2 separate regions of the Homo sapiens genome follow, and region 1 is linked to region 2. A link is an interaction called in ENCODE POLR2A ChIA-PET data of the cell type or tissue named here. Cell type or tissue: HepG2. All regions are shown on one strand.

Region 1 (4,000 bases), 140 kb after region 2:
CACCCTGGATGAAGTGTGAGATGCCAGCTTCCCTGAGACCCAGATATCAGACCTGCCCACCCTCCTGTTCTTTCCTGCCCTTCGAGCCCAGTCATGCTGGAGCCCATCAGCATGGCCTGGGAGCTGCCATGTGCCAGCCAGGCCCCATGCTAGGTGTTGGCTGAACCCTCTCATTTGAAGCCAAGTCCAGGAAAAATGTGAACACCTACTTTGGCATCTTCTACTTCCCCTCAGGGTTGACCCTGCCTTCTCTGGCCATTCCATTCTAAGCCTTCAATCTCTTTGGAATGATAGAGCAGGGAAGAGGAGGGGAGAAGCAGGTCCCGCTCTGCAGTGAGCACAGAGGTGTGCCAGGGGGCATCTCAGTAGAGAAGGGAGGCCAGGAGTCTACTTCTCAGACCCCAGCCCCATGCCAGGATTGACCCACTTTCTCACTGCCTGCCTTCCCTGGGGGCTCTGAAGGAGGCAGAGCCCAAGGCTGGAAGGCAGGACACCGAGGTTCCTGGCTCCACCCCACACCCATGCCCCAGTTTCTCTGGTCACCCAGAGAGCAGGCGTGGGGGGGGGGGGCTGCTGCCCTCCATCCTGGAAAAGGGAAAGAGAGAAAGTGTGAAGGTTCTGGGAGGCGCTGGGCAGGCAGGTGTTGTCATGAAGCTTGTCTCCCTCCCACACTGGGGAGAAGGATCCTGGCCGCCTCCTCCATGGCCCCGCTGCCACCCAGACTGGCTTGCACAGTGGGCCTCACTCTTGCCTGCTCTTCTGGGCAATGGCACAAAGAGGGTACAACCAGAGCTGGCCTGGGTCCCAGGCCCCTGGGCAGCTCCTCCAACCTGGTTGGGCCGAGTCTGAGCTGAGGGAAAGTTCTGTCAGCCTTTCAGCCCCACTGAGGAGAACATGCAGAAGCAAACAGTTCCAGAAAAATAAAGACAGCCTTAATCCTCAAACCCCCTTTTGCCGGAAGAAAAGGCAGAGATCAGGGAATGGTCTCAGGGAAGCAGGCAACCCCATCAATAGCCTCCGCCTGTGATTCCAAGACTGCAAAAGAGGTAAATAAAGTCAAAGGCTGGTAGGCAGCCCGAGCCAGAGGGAAGTCATCAGCTCCCACCTTCCTGGGCAGTGGGCCCCAGAAGGAAATCACTCACAGTCTCCACCTGCTGCCCCTCACCAAAACAGTCTCTCTTGCTAACATGTTCACTGTGAGGACCAGGGATGGCCCATCTCATATTTTCTTCTGTCTTCCACAGGCTGAGCCTGTTGGTGATACTCAGTGAGGACTTGCCAAACTGAAAAGCTCCTACGCTGAGAGGACTTGAGGGGAACCAGAAGCTCTGCCCCTTACAAAGCCTACTGTCCTTTACTCTGGGGAAAGAGGAGCAAGTGTTCAGGGAAGTGAGGAAAAGGTGGGAGGCGCTCAGGGGCTGCAGCAGACCCTGGGGACTAACCATTTCCTTCCTTCCCACCTCTTATCTCCTGCCCCATGGCCCATACCTTTCCTTCTTGGGGCTCTCTACAGGGAAGTGGACACCCGCGTGCTCTGGCTTCAATCGGTGGTCTCACTTTACTTCCGCCGAGTTCCAAGGCATGTGGTTTCCAGGCTTCTGCCAGGCGCTGGGCACCCCAGCCCTAGCCCAGATGCCAGCCCAAGCTCTGGGAATAGCAGACGCTAGGCCCCTCAGAAAGGAAGAGCTGGGGGGAGGCTGACTATCTCCCTGGCCCAGGGCAGCTGGAACCCCACAACTGGGAAAGCCAGTCCAGAACCCCAGGAACACTCTGCAGGAAGGGCCTCAAGCAAACATCCCCAAGCAGTGGCCCCAGTTCCAAAGCCTCTCAACAATCCTAAAATGAGGTTCCCAATCCCTGGCCCCCTCCTTTTTTCCTTCTTTCCCCAACACAGAGAAGACAGCATCTCCCCCTGCTGGGGGGAGCTGGAAAGCCAGGCAGGACGCGGGGCCCATTCCACAGGCCCACTCAGGACGCCCCTCCTGGCCAGGGCTCAGCAGTGGCTCTCAAGCTGCCAGCCTCCTGCGTTGGTGGACACGTCCAGCTCCTCCAACACTCTTGTCAGCTCCCACAGAGGTAGCTGCAAGGGAAACTTGGACCGCCAGCATCTGGAAAGGTAACCCAATAACTTCATCTATCCTGGGTTGATTATCACATTTCCCTGCAAGGGAAAGAAACCCCAAAGCTGGGAAAAATCCTTTCCAAGCCACCAACAGATGCCGCTAGGCAGCTTCAATTCCCTTGGCCAAGAGTTAGACCCCAGCCCCATGGGAAGCAGGGACTGCAGATGGCTCCTGGACAGGTCAGCGTCACAACTCAGAGGAAAGAAGTAGCTGGCACTACTGCCCGACATGGCTGAGCTTGCTGGGGTAGTGTCCAGCCAAGATGCACGAGGGACAGATGAGGACCCAGGCCTCTCCTTTCCCTTCGCCATCCAGCCTCAGAGGGGCAAGCAAGAGGGCAGAGCTGGGCAGCCCACCTGTCCCAGCCCCTAGGGGCTGAATGAGGGCAAGGGCAGAGGGAGGAATATCTGAAGGAGAACAGCAAACCCTACAGAAAGGATGATGGGGAAGAAAATGTGGGGTGGTCTGGATTCCTCCCTGATGCTGCTTCTGTACAATCCTGCAAATGGGTATTCATCCTAGGCCCCAATTGCCCTATCTCTAAAAGGAGAAATATCCACCTACCCCTACATAAAAAAGATGAGGAGTACGATGGGCCGTGGAGAGCTAAAGTTGAGCAAGATGGACCTTTAACACTGTGTGGAAGGAGACACCCGAGGAGGAGGAGACGACAGCCACTACTCTGACCACACTGCCCCAGGACCCTCCTGGGAAACTGCTGAGGGTCCAGCTCAGGCCACTAGAACACAGCCTCACAGGCATACATCCAGACCCAGCTGCACATCAAGCTGCCTAGAGTCCCCCAAATAGACTATTTCTGGCAGCACTGGACAGGGTCCTAGGAACAAAGAGGAACAGGAAATCTCAGAGTAAAAGACCCCAGATTAGCAATCTACCATATGAAGGGCCCAAGAGGAAGAGAGGCAGTCTACCTGGACTCAGAGGAGAGCCGAGACTCCTCTACACACGTCACCCCACTCCCACCCAATGCCACGCACCTGCACACGGAGGTTAAGGCCCAGTGCCCTTGTAAACCTCCACTAAGAAAAAAGTATGGAACACAAACATTCCACTAAGTAAAGAAGCCACCATCACGAAAAGGAAGCTGAGCATTCTGCTATAGTAAAGAAATTCCTCCAACATCATCCCAGACTGCCCAGAGAGATTAAGGGATACACACTGCCCCCTCAGGCCCACCTGTCTTGGCTAGCAGGGGAAGGCGAAGCTGGAGCTGAACACCCCTAAGTTGAGAGGGCAAGCATGGGGGGCAGAGTAGGACCCATTGCCTTCCCAGGACCAGACCGGACCATCGATCCCTCGATTCCCAGGTCTACCTCATGGGCCCTTTCTTGCAACACTTCTCCACTCCTTACCCCCTCATTCCCTTATAGCTCAGACAGTAAAGGTCAGCTGGCCTGGAAGGGAAACCCACACAGCCCATTGCATCCGAAGCTACCCCAGGGTGCTCTTCTCCAACCTCCCAGCTCTTACCCGACTCGTTGGGAGAGTTCATGCCGGCTCTGGGCCTGCAGGAAGCTGGCGTTGGGGGCTGGGACGGGAGGGGGTGGAGCTGCGGTGATGTCAAGAGAGACAGACGATAACAGACAGACGGACGGGACGGGAGCCCGGGGCCGCCGTGCCTCTAATGCCCATCCGAGGCCATCCTTCGGGGCGAGGCAGTCAGGCACTCAGAACGGCATCCCTGGGGAGAGATGGAGCAGGGTTAGAGGCCCCTAACTCAGGAATCTGAGAGTCGAAGGAGACCTTGGAGCTCATCAGTTTGTACCTGGGGATGAGGGATGAGAGGGAGGGATACCTGCCCACAGCCACAGGAGAAATCTGCAGAACTGGATAGACCCTGGTTTCTTATCTTACTA
Region 2 (4,000 bases):
ACTCAGGAGGCTGAGGCAGGAGAATCACTTGAACCCGGGAGGTCAAGTTTGCAGTGAGCCAAGATCACGCCACTGCACTCCAGCCTCAGTGACACAGCGAGACTCTGTCTCAAACCAAAAACATAAAAACAAAAACAAAAACCAACCAGTGACTATCTCTATATGTTTCTCTACCCCCTACCAAAATGTGGTTTCCTCAAGGACAAGGCAGGGGCTTCTGATCTTTGTGCACCAGTGCCTGGCACAGAAGGGGACCATCACTCCACCTCACCCCACCCTACCCGATACACATCCCTTCTTCTTGCTCATGTCTCTGCCACCGGCCTCTACCCACATTTCTCCACAATTCTCACCAACTCCCTCTCCATATATGCTTCTCCCCAGTGTTTACCTCCACCCTCTCATGTCCCCCCACCCTGCCTTCCTGGCCTAGAGTGACAGGCCCCATCCTTCATCCCCCATTCTGTGTCTCCAGTGGCCTTGAGCTGCTGTGCAGCCCATGGCCTTCAGCGGGGCAGGGAGAGGGAGGGGGAGAGGGAGGCAGGGATGGCAATTCATTTACCCAGGCACTTGTTAGCAGCTTCATTAGTTCCAAGGGCTCTGCAGAAAGCCATTAGCTGCGACTTAGTCTGTGCCATCTATCAGAGAGGAGGGTGGAAGGTGACAGCAGAGAGAGAAGAAAACAAGAATTGACCCACTCCCACCTTTCCGCCACCTCCCAGGGAGAACAAGGCCCAAGTCAGTGACCTGGAAACTAGAGTTCCAGGGGCCACTCCTGGACGCCCCTTGCACCAGGACTCATGCAAGGAGTCCTGCCCCAGCTGGGAACACGCTGCAGGTGTTCCGGCACCTGCCCGCCCAACACTGGCACTGCTGACCTGCAGTTCCTTGGCAGGTGCACCCCCGACTCTCCCTGCTCCATGCCCCTTTGTCCCTCTGTCCACTTTCTCCTGCTTACCTTCACCCTACTCTGTGTCCTCAGCCCAGTTCTGGGGTCCCTTGAAACTGCAGCACCATCTCAGAGCCACCTATGCCACTGCCACAGGGGTCTTCCCACTTAGAGTCCCCACTTTGGAGTTGGGGCCATTCAGGAAAACCTCCTGAAACTGCTGTCCCAGAGCCTGGGGCTCCTAAAACCACTGCTGAGATGGAGATTTCCTCTAGAACAAGGATTCTTAAACGGGGTTCCTCAGTGAGCCTCAGGGGCCTGTGAACCCCTTGAGGTTGCATAGTAAAACATGTATCAAAGTGAATCTTGGCCGGGCACGGTGGCTCACACCTGTAATCCCAGCATCTTGGGAGGCTGAGGCAGGCGGATTGCTTGAGCCCAGGAGTTCAAGACCAGCCTGGGCAACAGGGGGAGGCCCGTTTCTACAAAAAAACAAATTAGCCAGGCATGGTGGCACGCACCTGTAATCTACACTACTTGGGAGGCTGAGGTGGGAGGATCACTTGAGCCCAGGAGGTCAAGGCTGCAGTGAGCCATGATTATGCCACCAGACATAAGGGTGACAGAGCAAGACCCTGAAAGAAAGAAGAAAGGAAAGAAGGAAAGAAAGAGAGAGAAAGAAAGAAGAAAGGAAAGAAGGAAAGAAAGAGAAAGAAAGAGAGAGAGAGAGAAGGAAGGAAGGAAGAAGGATGGAAGGAAGGAAGGAAGGAAGGGAAGGGAAGAAAAGGAAAGGAAGGAAAAGAGAGAGAAGTGAACTGTATTTTGGCTGGGTATGATAGCTCACACCTGTAACCCCAGCACTTTGGGAGGCTAAGACAGGAGGATCGTTTGAGCCCAGGAGTTAAAGACCAGTCTGGACAATGTAGCGAGACTCTGTTCTCTAAGAAAAGAAAAGAAAGTGTATCTTTCTGGGGAAAAGCATCTTTCATGGCTTCCATCAGTATTTAAAGACCCCCCTTGCCAGCCTCTCTCCCAGATCATATCTCCTGCAGGCAAGGCTCAGTGTAATTCCCAAAACAGGCTATTACACCCCCACCCCAGTTTGGGTCTGTACCTCAGACAGAAAAGCAAGGAACTTCTCTATAGGACTTGCCACTTGTAAATCACAGTCACATCCATTTTTAAAATGTAATCTTTGCACCAACACTAAAGGTAGACAGGAATTGCTATTTGTAGAGGTCACCTCCCACTCCCACCCCTTGGCTGGGTTGGGGCCCCTCCCTGTGCTCCCAGCAGCATAGCCCTCCATACTCTGCATCAGAAGGGCCAAGGCATTGGTCGGTCTAACCCTTAAACTGTGGGCACCCCCTGTAAAGTGCCCTTATCCATAAAGGTCTGTTTTTCTTCTGCCCCTTCCTCTTTCCTGTCTGCTGGAATAAATCTCTAATGGCTGGAGCTGAAGCAGTCATTTTGGGCCATGCGATGAGTGTCGCACCTTAGGGAGCCAAAGTGAAAAGCTGGAAGGATCTCTGAACCACCAAAAGGCCTCTAGGCTTTTTACACGAGGGAAAAAAACTTGATGTGTTTCCAGCAGTTGTTCTCAAAGGGTGATTTCCAGATTGGCAGCAGCAGCAGCAGCATCACTTGGCGGCTAATTAGAAACACGCATTTTCAGGCCCCATCCCGAACCTACTGAGTCAGAAGCCCTGGGCATGGGCCCCAGCAGTTGGAGTCTTATTAAGCCCTCCAAGTGATTCTGCTGCACACTTAAATTTGAGAATCCCTGATTTAAGTCCTTGTTATTTTGAAATTTCTCTTCACTCACAGCTGAGCCTAATCTCAAACCGATAAAACATCAGGGAAGGCAGGGCTTCTAGACAATGGCTGCACCTGCCTATACAGCAGTTTTGTGGGAAAAAAATTTAAAGGACTTCTTTAACAAAAACATGCTTATGGATGACATAGTGAGACCTCTTCTCTAATAAAGATGAAAAAAAAAAAAGCTGTAGTCCCAGCTACTCAGGAGACTGAGACAGGAGGGTCACTTAATGCTGGGAGATGAAGGCTATGGTGAGCTATGATGGCACCGCTGCACTCCAGCCTGGGTGACAGCAAGACTCTGTCTCAAACAACAGAAAAAAAAATTTATATATATAATTGCATATCCTGCGCAATCAGAAGCAGACCAGCGGTGGGGGGAGAAATGGGTGTGGGGGTAGCTAGGTGAGGCCCAGGAATAGAAGAGGGGGAAGAGTAGGGGAGGGAACAACAGGGCCAAGAGAGTTTAATCAGTGACACACAGCTTCAATTTACCCAAACGCTAGCTCCATAAATGTCAAAACACATTTTCAACTTTTTATTGAAGACTAGCACACCTAAAGTGCACAGATTGTAAATGTTCAGCTCAATGGATTTTCACAAACAAAGCGCATCAATGCAACCAGCACCCAGCTTAAGAAACAGAACATTACAAGCCCCTAGGAAGTCCTCCCAGTGTCCCCTACCTTTCTATCCCTTCCCTGCTGAGGATAACCATTTTTCCTCATTTCTAACACATAAGTTATGTGGAATCAGATAGTATTCTTTTTTCTTTCTTTCCCCTCCACCTTTTTTTTTTTTTTTTTTTTTTTCTGAGACAGAGTCTCACTCTGTTGCCCAGGCTGGAGTGCAATGGCACAATCTCAGCTCACTGCAATCTCCACCTCCGGAGTTTAAGCAATTCTCTTGCCTCTGCCTCCCGAGTAGCTGGGATTACAGGCATGCGCCACCATGCCCGGCTAATTTTTGTATTTTTAGTAGAGATGGGGTTTCACCATGTTGGCCAGGCTGGTCTCAAACTCCTGACCTCAGGTGATACGCCCGCCTCGGCCTCCCAAAGTGCTGGGATTACAGGAGTGAGCCACCATGCCTGGACTTTTTGTTTTGTTTTGTTTTGTTTTTTTTGAGACAGGGTCTCACTCTGTCACCCAGGCTGGAGCGTAGTAGCGCAATCTCGGCTCACTGCAACCTCTGCCTCCTGCGTTCAAGCAATTCTCTGCCTTAGCCTCCGGAGTAGCTGGGATTACAGGTGCCCACCACCACACTCAGCTAATTTTTGTATTTTTAATAGAA

The links. Peaks named below come from ENCODE experiments on the same cell type or tissue, not always from the same donor. Only the 100,000 strongest peaks of a DNase experiment are listed, where the experiment ranks them.
Region 1: POLR2A ChIA-PET joins it to region 2 with 5 read pairs; 5 of 35 experiments call an interaction of 5 or more read pairs at or near these places.

The regions. Positions count from the first base shown.
Region 1 is chr17:44,113,880-44,117,879 of GRCh38, forward strand. HDAC5 (histone deacetylase 5) reads right to left here. Exons shown (of 27, transcript NM_005474.5): 2 at 3,615-3,825. The coding sequence starts at 3,636. LOC105371789 (a long non-coding RNA gene) reads left to right here and starts at 2,033. Exons shown (of 3, transcript NR_136415.1): 1 at 2,033-2,116. In HepG2, CTCF peaks have their summits at 1,165 and 1,925 (motif pointing left); a DNase peak (open chromatin) is centred at 1,918.
Region 2 is chr17:43,976,661-43,980,660 of GRCh38, forward strand. It overlaps a transcript of PYY not described here. Among named protein-coding and RNA genes, the nearest start is that of PYY, 25 kb to the left of the region's middle. In HepG2, no CTCF peak of the experiment used is centred here; no DNase peak of the experiment used is centred here; H3K27me3 peaks cover 2,734 bases.